Linked DNA regions of Homo sapiens: region 2 is linked to region 1. Evidence: chromatin contacts called from ENCODE POLR2A ChIA-PET data. All regions are on one chromosome and are shown on one strand. The core of a region is the stretch at or near the end of the contact, and the rest is flanking DNA. Distances in the headings are between cores, read along the strand shown. Region 1 overlaps LINC00407 (long intergenic non-protein coding RNA 407). Region 2 has its middle 7.2 kb from the start of LINC00330.

Region 1 (5,608 bases), core at 2,284-4,783:
AGCTGCAAAAGACATGGGGCTTTAGTACCTTCTTTTTAAATTAAAGCGAAAGCAGGTCTATGCATTATATTCTTAGTCCTGTGAGGAGGCCACACTCCTTTTCTTTTTCTTTCTTTCTTTCTTTCTTTCTTTCTTTCTTTCTTTCTTTCTTTCTTTCTTTCTTTCTTTCTTTCTTTTTTTTTTTGAGATGCAGTTTCGCCTTGTTGTCCATGCTGGAGTGCCGTGGCATGATCTCAGCTCACTGCAACCTCCACCTCCGGGGTTCAAGCGATTCTCCTGCCTCAGCCTCCTAAGTAGCTGGGATTATAGGTGTCCAGCACCACGCCTGGCTAATTTTTTGTATTTTTAGTAGAGACTGGGTTTCACCATGTTGGCCAGGCTGATCTTGAACTCCTGGCCTCAGATGATCCACCTGCCTCAGCCTCACAAAGTGCTGGGATTACAGGTGTGAGCCACCGCCCCCGGCCCAGCCCACACTCCTTTTCTTCTCGCTCCTCAGGTCCCAGCCACCAGAACCACCAGCTCCCCAGGATATGTGATGTGAAGCTAAGACCATACTTAGTCACATTCTCTCATGGGTCAAGGAGCCCTGGGCAGGAAAGTCTTTGGCATTTTGTGGGAAGGCAGATGGAGGAGTGCCACCAGCCATAAGAAGGATGCTTTAGTGGGGGGTACTCATCGAATCAACAAATACGTGTTACCTACAAACAGCTGATATTCAGCTGTCATGCACCAGTATGGCTGTATCTACTAATTTCTAAAATATCAAAATACTTCTGTGCTGATTGGCAAAACGTCTCTACCTTGAACCTCGCCAGTGCCTTCCTCTGCTGCAGACATAGCAATCTCTTCCCCAGGACCCCCTGAATTCCGTAAGACCAGCATTAGCACCTGGCTCTATGGTGGCCTCCAGGACTCTGCTCCAGCACTGGGGCTGGCATTGTACAGAAACAGCCGTGCTGCTGACATGGATGTATATATTCAGACTATCATCCTTGCCTATGGTGTCTTGGAATTAAGGTGGTATTGGTGATACACAGAAGAATCAAACACTGACCAGCGTCTTCCAGGAGCTCCCAATTTGGTGGATCATGAAAAACACTCTGTGCTAAGCCCCAGGAATTTTGAAATGGTGCCACTTTGGTGAAACTAATCTGCAGGTTTGGAAACTAGACTGTTTCAACCTGCTAGAGTGAGTCAGGTTCTCAGGGACAGATCCACATCACTCAAGCTCTCAGGAAGCGGCTATCTAAACCAAAATGACAATTTATTAATTTGCAACAAGAAATAAGAACTTCTAAGCTGAGTGGACATTTGTGTCACCTTGACTAACATGTTCTTTCCCAGTAGAAAACTAAAAGGAAGACAAATGGTAATGAGAATGCCGCTTGAGCACAGGCTGAGCAGGGGATATTAGAAGGAAGGTTTAATGTCAAAGGGTGTCTTTTTTTTCTTTTTCTTTTTAGACAGAGTCTCACTCTGGCACTCAGGCTGGATCTGGAGTGCAATGGCACGGTCTTGGCTTACTGCAACCTCCACCTCTTGGGTTCATGCAATTCTTCTGCCTCAGTCTCCTGAGTAGCTGGGATTACAGGTGCCTGTAGCCACACCTGGCTTATTTTTTGTATCTTTAGTACTAATAGGGTTTCATCATGTTGGCCAGGCTGGTCTTGAACTCCTGACCTCAAAAATGATCCACCCGCCTCAGCCTCCCTAAGTGCTGGGATTACAGGCGTGAGCCACCGTACCCAGCCAGGTGCCAAATTTTCTTAAGCTTGTCCCTTCATCTCTTCTTTGGGGACAGACCTGCCAAACAGATAGGACTGGATGTTCCCATGAGGTCACCCATGCACTGCCCCCTTGGCTAGACCTTCCTCTCTGACTCCCACTTTCCCTGTTCCATGCAGACATCCCGCTTTGGTTGACATGTTCTATCTTTAGATTTGCTAATACAACCAACCAGCCTCCTGCCAAACTCTGTTGATTTCTTATTCCTAGCTTGGAAGGTAGGTCCCCTTTCCCAACCTCCTCAACCGCCACACACCGAGATCCTACTGTTTGAACTAGACTGTTATCATTTAACTCATTGGTTCCCAATTTGGCTGAACTTTTGAAGTATCTGAGAAATTTTTTAAAATACTGATGCCTGGTTCCCATCTCCAGAAATTCTGATTTAATCGATATGGGGTACAATCTGAACACTGGGCTTTTTTAAAGCTCCCCCAAAATATGTGACCAGAATGTTGGGGTCCTAAAGAGTTAAAATTCAAAGGAAAGAGTTTTTTATATTTGAGCAAAGTTTAAGAATCACTGATTTAGCTCTCAGAGTTGGCAGATGCTTCCACCTGCACCAGCTCTTAGCAAATGCCAGTATTCCAGCCTGACATGCTGAATTATTTGGTCTGGGGTAGGAGCCAGGCATTAGGCATTTTTGCAGAGCTCCCCAGATGAGTTCAATGTGTAGCCAAGGCTGAAGTGCACTGGTCTAAATATCAGTTTATCTGACTGTTCTGTGTCAGTTCCTTCTTGGACATGCATTGCACAGAGCAGAACACAGAAGAGCCACCTGGAGAAAGGTCTGTAAAGGTGAGCAGCAGGGGCCTGTGTGTGTGACCCCATGGCAAACACAGGAAGAGCATGTGGGCACAATGTGGCAGATGAGCTCAAAGCATGTTTGATTCTCTGCTTCCATACCAAATTTATGATATTTCCCTGGCATGGACATGGGCTGGGCCATAGAATCCTGGGGCCATTTTCTACCATAGCTTTGGGCAACTTTTTTTTTTTTTTTTTTTTTTTTTTTTTTGAGACTGAGTCTTGCTCTATCGCCCAGGCTGGAGCACAGTGGCACCATCTTGGCTCACTGCAACCTCCACCTCCCGAGTTCAAGCGATTCTCCTGCCTCAGCCTCCTGAGTAGCTGGGATTACAGGCACTTGCCATCATGTCCGGCTAATTTTTGTATTTTAGTAGAGACAGGGTTTCACCATGTTGGCCAGGCTAGTCTCGAACTCCTAACCTAAGGTGATCCACCCACCTCAGCCTCCCAAAGTGCTGAGATTACAGGCATAAGCCACCGCACAGCTTTGGGCAACTTTAATAGAAGTCGATGAGTCTGGGTGTGCTTGAGAAAGTGTGCTCTGCTGCATGCTTTTCCACGAGGACTCTGACTTCCTTGTCTTCTGTGGGTGCTCTTTGGCTGCTCCCTTGCCTCTCCAGCAGCGACTCTGGCTTTCTGGAGGCCGCCATCTTGAAAGAGGCCATCCTGCATTTTTGTGCTACTCTCTTTAGCAGTAGCTATGCTTGGCAGAGAAGCAAGAGACTGGAGAATTCCAATCTGTCATCTTCATAAATTGCCTAAGGATTTTCCATTTTCCTCACAATTCTCTAACTTCCTGTTGTCATTTTGAACCTTTCCAGCGTGCATGAGAATTCATTTGTGTTTTCCCAGTGTGCGCAGTCTTGTCTGGTGGCAGGGCATCTGGGAAAGCCATCAGCTCTGCTCTGTAAGTAACTTTTTAAAATAAAATGCATTCCTAGGAGAGGAAAAGGCAGTGGGCAGGGCAGAGGACTGCTCCAGCACCTCCACCCTTCCTTTTCCTGGGACTTCCAGTCATGGGACTTGGAACTAAATTTTGAGAGTAGGGACAAGGGGGACAGAGGAGGGCCACCATATACGGTTGGGCAGGTGACACACAGCACAGTTCTAGGGACATCATTGACAGCATTCTATGGTCACAGAGCCCTACAGCCACTGCCCCCACTGCCATATCCCGCAGTCCTGGCAGAAGCACTGTTTTTTTGAATTCCAGCTCTTCAGCGGCCTCAGATTCTGGTTACATTGTGCTTCTGAGAATAGTAGCACCAGAGAAGTCGCTTGTTTGCTCTGAGATTCACTTTGTTCATCTAGAAATTAGTAGGTGCATAATTTCTAAAAGTCACTTACTGCAGGCCTGCGGGAGCCCAGCTGTTGGCATGACTGAAACCATTTGCATCTAATCTCTGATAAAATAGAGAGAACATTAATTTGAATCTGCTAGCAGATATCTTAGAGATCATTTGTCTGACACCTGCACCAAATTTCTCCACATGAGGAAAGCAGAGGTATAAAGTCACACAGTAAGCTTGTGGCAGATAACACCCAGGTCCTCTTGATTATGTTATCCCTGAGCATCCCCACTCCCTGCCCTGTCATTACTAGAGCAATAAACCAAATTTCACTAGTTTGTGCCCACACCAGCTCAGCCAGGACCTCTTCAGTCCTCTGCAATATGTCTTCCCGTGTTATTTCTACAAGTCTCTGTATACTCATGGACAAATTAACTCCTGCTACGCACTCATCATTCCACTGATCACCAACAGGGATCACTGTGCTCACTAGGCCTCTTTTTCCCCCCAGATACCTTCTGGTGCTGCTGTCTCATACCACAGCAGTGGAAAGCAGCAGGGCCCTCAGGATACTAAAGTTACCCTGTCTCCCCCCTCTCTTTGTTTTAGTGTATAAACCCTAAGTTAAGCTATATTTTTGCAAGCTCTGATGTTCTCTTTGTAGAACTTGCAAAGATGACAGGGGCAAGCTGTTCATGTGAAGCTCCTGCTTCCCTTAGGGTGAGTTCTTTCCCAGAAGGCTTCTCTGTTCTTCATGCAAATAATGTCTTATAGGCCAACCCCAGCAGTTTATGATTTATGTCCAGAGTGGAATCCCAGCTTAGATGCAAGGTGGGGTTCCCTTTATACTCAACATTTCCTTCTTTTATGTCCATGATGATAATTGGATATTGAAGGATCTAGTTGGCTTGAGGGGAGGAGGTGCGATTTGACGTTTGTTATGAATGTGGTCTAAAATAAGACTGACTTTGTGTCTCTCGATTTTTTCATCTATGAAAGCCCCCATTCCATCCCCATCAGTCTGCACATTCAATTACTGCAAACTCTAGCAGAATAGGACAGTGCCCAAGAAGCAATTGTCGTCTGCCCACTGCACCTCCAAGGTAAACAGATGCAGATCCAGGCTTTGCAAGGCCTGAGGCTTGTATAATTTTTGGCACCATCTTTGTTTGTTTGTTTGTTTATTTTGAGATGCAGTCTATCCCTATTGCCCAGGCTGGAGTGCAGTGACATGATCTTGGCTCACTGCAAACTTCACCTCCTGGGTTTGAGCAATTCTCCTGCCTCAGCCTCCCAAGTAGCTGGGACTGCAGGTGCCCGTCACCACACTCGGCTAATGTTTGTATATTTAGCAGAGACAGGGTTTTACCATGTTGGCCAGGAGGTCTCGAACTCCTGACCTCAAGTGATCTGCCTGCCTTGGCCTCCCAAAGTGCTGGGATTACAGGCATGAGCCACTGTACCTGGCTTTTGGCACCATCTTAAATAAAAAAGACTACACGAAGAAGAAAAAAAAAGAGTACAAAATGCCTAATACAAAGTCAGGTACAAAAGTGATTTCTTTAGAATTAGAAAAGAAATCACAACAGATTTAAAAATATAAAAAGCTGATCAATAACAGAAACACTACAAAACCTAGAAAAATATTATCATAATTTTTTTTTTTTTTTTTTTTTTGAGACAGAGTCTTGCCCTGTTGCCCAGGCTGGAGTGCAGTGGTG
Region 2 (5,608 bases), core at 1,009-3,508, 120 kb before region 1:
GTATCTCTGTCATTATTGTCACTAGTAGAGGGGTTGGCATCAACTATTTTCTTTGTTCATCAGCAGTTACTCCAGTAAATTTGCAGGCTGACAAAGTCATGTGCTCTTCACCTTGTGTGATAAGCTGCAGAGTTGACCAAGTAAGCATGTGTTTGATGAATTTTTTCCATTTATGTGAATGGGGGAAATGACTCATAGCAAAGAAACCTGACCTCATCACAGACGTAAGACTGTCTAGATTGACTAGGCTACCTAAGCCAGCCCAGGATAGTGCAGACAGGGAGCATAATGATCCAGGTGAGTATCTTACCTATCAAGCGTCCAAGAGCAGGTCAAACATGGGGTCCATTCTTCTCTTCATGCTTGGCTGCTCAGGCTCAATTTTAGGTATCCCTTAGTGACAATGACCCACACGGATCAAGAGGCAAACAGACTCAGGCCTATCCCCCTTCCTCCCTAGCCAGCATCACTGGCCAGAATCCCAAAGGCCTGGCCCATGCTGTCAACATGGCCTAACAGCAGGGCTACGAGCTGCGAGGAGCTTCCTGGAGACATTTGAAAATCTGTGGTGCCGTTCCCAACAGCCTTATTCAAACAGAAGGCAGCAACTCTGACCTGGAAAAGAGGTGCAACCTCTAAGAACAGGCTGTCTACAACCTTCCTGAAGACCAGCACTTTCGGAGGAGGTGGCTGTTTGCTAGCCTACCCAAACCTACCCTCCTGAGAAATATGACTTCCCAAGATGCAGAGCATTTGAATTGATAGGTGGGCCTGCATTCATTAATGCTTTTGCTTGTGGGTCTGTTTTTGAGTAGCAGCCTCTCCAGGTCAGGAATTCATCTTTATGGTTGCTAGCAATTGTTTGGGGACAGGATATGGAGTGAGAAGGAGGGTCTGGGGACTGCAGCTTGCGCTTGACTTCCCTCTTTAAATGGCAGCATCCATGACCATTTCCTGTTCTCTCTTCATGTGGCCACAGGATGGCAATGTTTAGGAACGTTACTGTTACCTCCCAGGGGCTGTTTAGATCCTAGATTAGAGCTCAGCAACGCACAGATTAGAGCTCAGCAACGCACACGAGCAACTGGAGATTTGTGTAGGACCAAGAGCTTTTAAATCAGGAGGAAGAGGAGGAAAGGAAGGGTCATTTATTATGAGATTTTTAGAAATCCAAATAAAAATATCGCAAAGCGTACGCTGAAGGGTACTTAAGTAAACGCTGCGTTTACTTAAGGCTGAATCCTGCGTGAAGCCACACTGCCGGGGGTACCTACTGTCCCTCCTGATGCATCTCATGCTGAATTCTGACCATTACAAGTGATTTTTCTCCCCCTGCTGGGAAGCACTTCCACAATTTTGTCACATAATTAGCTGAGCACCTACCATGCTGTAATACCTCGATCTGAATCAGTAGGTTTCCCTAGGTTGGAAGTTCCCTGGGACAGGACCCATGCTTTCTTTATCTGTTTCCTCAATCCTGAAGATGGATTATAAACAACCTGGGCTCACTGCATGTTAAATAAGTAACTCATGGGCTGAAATAGTATCAGAGTTTAGGGACAAAAATTCCTATAGACTAATTTGTCAAAGAATGAGCCCTAAAGGTAACATTTGGCCTGAATTTTGAAGAGGATGCAAAGGAGAGGGGGCTGGGAAGGAGTGGCGCAGATAGCCCCCTCTCCACTCACTTCACTCAGCCCTGAGCATGGGGAAGAAGACATTCTGAGTTTGGAGGAGCGGAGGCAAAGCGGTGCGGAAATCGGAAAGCCGTGTTCAGGGCTGCTTGTGACATGGAGGAAAAAACATGGGATTATGGTAAATATAACTGGGAGAGCAGATCCAGGCATTTAATTTGAGGAGTTTTAAATGATGTTAATGAGGCCTTTTTGCTTGATTCTTTCCATTTTTCCTTCCAGTGATTGCCCAGATTTGCGATTGACACAATGAGGAAGCAGCTGTTTGCTTAAATAACCCAGGAAACTGCTAGAAAGGAATGGGAAACGGTGATCCACAGACCTCAAGCTCCGGAGAGGCAGGAATAGGCACCCTGACCTGCTCTGACTCACAAGGCTCCAGGCAATGGCCCCAGGGGAGAGTCCTGGGTAGTGGCCCCAGGAGGTGGCATTGGATGGTGGCTACGGGTGGTGGCCTCAAGTGATAGATCCCAGATAGTGACCCTCAGGGTGTGGCACCGGATGGTGACCCTGGGTGGCTGGCCCTGCTTCCCTGTCCCTGTGACTCAAACAGAGGCTATTTTCAGCTCCACTACCCCCTCCCCACTTCATGATCTCAGGGTGCCCAGAGGAGGCTGCACAGTTTTGTGACTTCAGAACGTGGCAGGCAGAGGAACTGGAGCTTTCCTGCCAGCAGGAGTTGGATAGATCAGACAGGGCCCCTGGAGAGGTTGCTGATGAGTATGGATGAGTCAAAAAGCCAATGGCACCCTGGGAAGGTGTTGGGCATGGCTTGTACCTCTCACACACAAATTTAAAAAGTTGGTTTGCAGCATAGACATCCCTTAGTGTAGTGCAAGTTCAGCAAATTACTGGGGAGCTAGATGCCTGTTTTATTCCAGTTAATCAGATTATATGAACTGATGAAGTAGGATTTGTTAATAACATTCGCTTACAAGTGGTGGAGAGCTTTATTAATAAGTCATTAGGTTGGCAACTTTAAATACCTGGCATTCAAAAGCAATTCCAAATGCTTTTGTATTGCAAACTTCTGGACTCTAAGAAAATAGCTAACACCTGGTGTGTTGCATTCCTGCAATGCTCAAAGACATTATAGAAAAAAAAAAACCACTTGTGTCCCAAGCTTTCACAAAGTAAGCTATTGCTCTGCTCTGAAAGCTGTTCTTTATTTTGTTCATGGTTTCCCCCAACCTTCCTTCAGAAGAGTTGCAGCCCTGACGGGCTCTTGGTGAAGAGATGCATCATCAACAGACGAGGCTTCTCTGGGCAGTAGATGGATACAGGTGGTCTGTTCTTCCCATTTTGAAGACAGAAAAGCTGGGACACATCATAATTTGTTTGCTTAATATGCCCCCTCACATAGAGAGGAAAGAAATTAAGGAAACGAGAGAGTAGGAATTGGAATCCAGATGCCTCAACTCCCAGACTTCCCCATGACTTCTCCAACGTAATTAACTCAGTGGCTGTCCACTGTCAATGGTGAATTTGGCTTTGGGTGTGGTGATTGAGCATGCAGCCTGTAAAGTTGAAAGGGTTTGGAGTCCTGGGCTTTCCCTGTGTTAAATTTGGCCAAGCTAACTACTCTGTGCCTCAGTTTCCTCATCTAAACCTCTTTGTATTTTAGGATCGAATGAATTATCACACGTAAAGTGTTTGGAACAGGCCTTGCCACATGTGAGGAGCTCAGTAAATGGCAGATATAGTGATACCTGTGGTTCCTGTTACGGCCGTGGTGAAGCGGAGTGGCAGTGGGATGCCTTTACTGACAGTGCCTACCTTCAGTAACTTCAAGATGTGGTGGTGGATGAAGAACACAGACGCATAAAATAATACTTAGGAGGGCACATGCGGATTAGGGCTCACAGAGTGGAAGCCAGGTGTCACCTACGCAAATGCGTTAAAAGGCCAAGTAGGCAGCTCAAGCCGGGAAGTGGAGGATGTAACAAGAAGTGGGGATTCTGAGGCCTCGAGACATGTGGGTCTGTCTACAGGCATTCCAATGCCTCGAGACGTGCAGGTCTGTCTGCAGGCATTCCAATGCATTGTGAAACTTTCTGTGGGCTGTACCGATCACATCTGAGGGCTGAGTCATGCTCAGAAGCTGCTGCAATTACTGAGATTTGAAGTGAAAAGGCAAATAGGATGGGTAAAAAAAATGAGACAATAACTGAGCAAGCCAGACTATGGCCAAAATGAAAGGTGAAGAACTCTTACCCTTTGGACCTGTGGTGCAATACCCAGGCCCCAGGGGGGACACAGGTGGGGAGCCAGAGACTGGGGATCTTATTGCCAGATTAGCTGCCCTACCCAGGAGCACCCCTTCTTCTATTTCCCCTTCCTCCCTCCCTTTTTTCTTGCCCTCTCTTCTTTCATGTCTCTTTATCTTTTCCCCCACATATATCTTCTCCTTTTTTGTCACCCTAGGCCTGGTGTGGTGCCCAGTGGTACCTAGGGACGGTGCGAAGATTCATCGGTGACACTCAACATTGGTTCAGCGATCTTATACCAGACCACGCTTTCCACATCCTCCACAATACTCATATCCGAAAGTGTTAATTCTGGAAAGAATTGTTAGCACAGAAAGGAGAAGGAGTAGCAACATACAAAACCTCAAGGAAGAATTGAAGAAAAATGGATAAAACCAGAGTGCCAACAAAGCTAAACTTCTGGCTCATCCAAGCATGGACCAGAAACTAATTCCTCAGAAACAAAAACTCATTTTCTATGTTATAAGTAATACACAAAAGAAATCATCACTTGTCCTTAGCTATTAATCCATTATATTTGGCAAAGATAACATCAAGCTTATTTCTTTCCCTTAGCTAATCTGCTAAATTTCTCTGAGTAACCCCCAAGACATTATTTGGATGAAGTTACATTATCCATAAACATTACTAAGAACCACACCCTGATCATCTGTCAGCAATATGGATCTTGACTAATTGGAAACTAAGAAGTTAAAGGAAACAAATGAGCATACCAACAGAGGAGAGAAGGAAAACTTTGCTGCAAGAAGAACCATGGAGCACACGGCTCCAAGTGTTAGTGTGAATGAGGCAGGGGAGAATGTGGGGACAGTACGGATAGATGGCTGGTCACTCTCAAGTGCAATATTAGCAATATGGCCTGTGAGTGCCACATGATCAATATGGCCAAGGGACATAAGTTTAGTATCAGAAAGACAAGAGTTTACATCTTGACCCTGTCACTGATGATCGCTGTAATCATGGATATGTTACTTTGCCTTCTTGGGCCTTTTGCTTCATTTGAAGAATGAGAGTGATAACATCACGAGGGTCATTGGTACAGAAATTCACCTACATTCAAAGGTACGCCTATCAAATATACACCTATCAAGGCATTGGTTCAGAAATTCACCTACATTCAAATGTAGGTGTGCATTGGCTGGGGCAGATAAAATCACCAATTGTTACAAAGCTTCCTCCCAATCTGGTTTTCTACTGTTGTGAGGAGCTCCCTCTTTCTCTGGGTTCAGTTGCATTCCGCTTGCACACTTTAGGAGAAAGCGCTAAGCTTGGGATATTTTCCTTGTACTCTTACCCTCCCCTCAGCATATCACCCTTTGAACTTCTGTGGTAATAGTTTTACTGTTTGTTTTCTCTTCCTTAAAAGTATTCCCTGCTTCCAGGAGTTCATGCAGGAGTTTCTTCCTTTGAAACCCCAATTAAATGACATTGTTTTTTAGATGATATAATTCCAACAGGAATAAAAAGATAACAGCAACAAATTTTGGAAACTAGTAAGCAGATGGATGAGTGTTGATCAATTTGGCTGACCTGAGGGGACAGAATCCTAGCCAATAGTCAGAAAAAAAAAAAGCCCAGCAATTTTACAAAGGTACCCAAAGGCTCAGGAATCCATGACACAAGTATCTATGGAAATGGGTTTAAAGG

Evidence for each region. ChIA-PET counts read pairs that join two places held with the same protein, here RNA polymerase II (POLR2A).
Region 2: POLR2A ChIA-PET joins it to region 1 with 43 read pairs in HCT116. The contact joins two enhancer-like sites. POLR2A ChIA-PET finds 5 or more read pairs at or near these places in 2 of 52 experiments (HCT116 and WTC11).

Annotation. Positions count from the first base shown.
Region 1 is chr13:44,691,284-44,696,891 of GRCh38, reverse strand. The region is part of intron 3 of LINC00407 (long intergenic non-protein coding RNA 407); the gene reads right to left. The region is part of intron 2 of LOC105370185 (a long non-coding RNA gene); the gene reads left to right. Among named protein-coding and RNA genes, the nearest start is that of LINC00407, 54 kb to the right of the region's middle. Within about 2 kb of position 3,533, at least 3 of the 41 ENCODE cell types and tissues checked have a DNase peak (open chromatin) inside an H3K27ac peak, as active enhancers do.
Region 2 is chr13:44,814,006-44,819,613 of GRCh38, reverse strand. No RefSeq gene overlaps it. Among named protein-coding and RNA genes, the nearest start is that of LINC00330, 7.2 kb to the right of the region's middle. Within about 2 kb of position 2,258, at least 3 of the 41 ENCODE cell types and tissues checked have a DNase peak (open chromatin) inside an H3K27ac peak, as active enhancers do.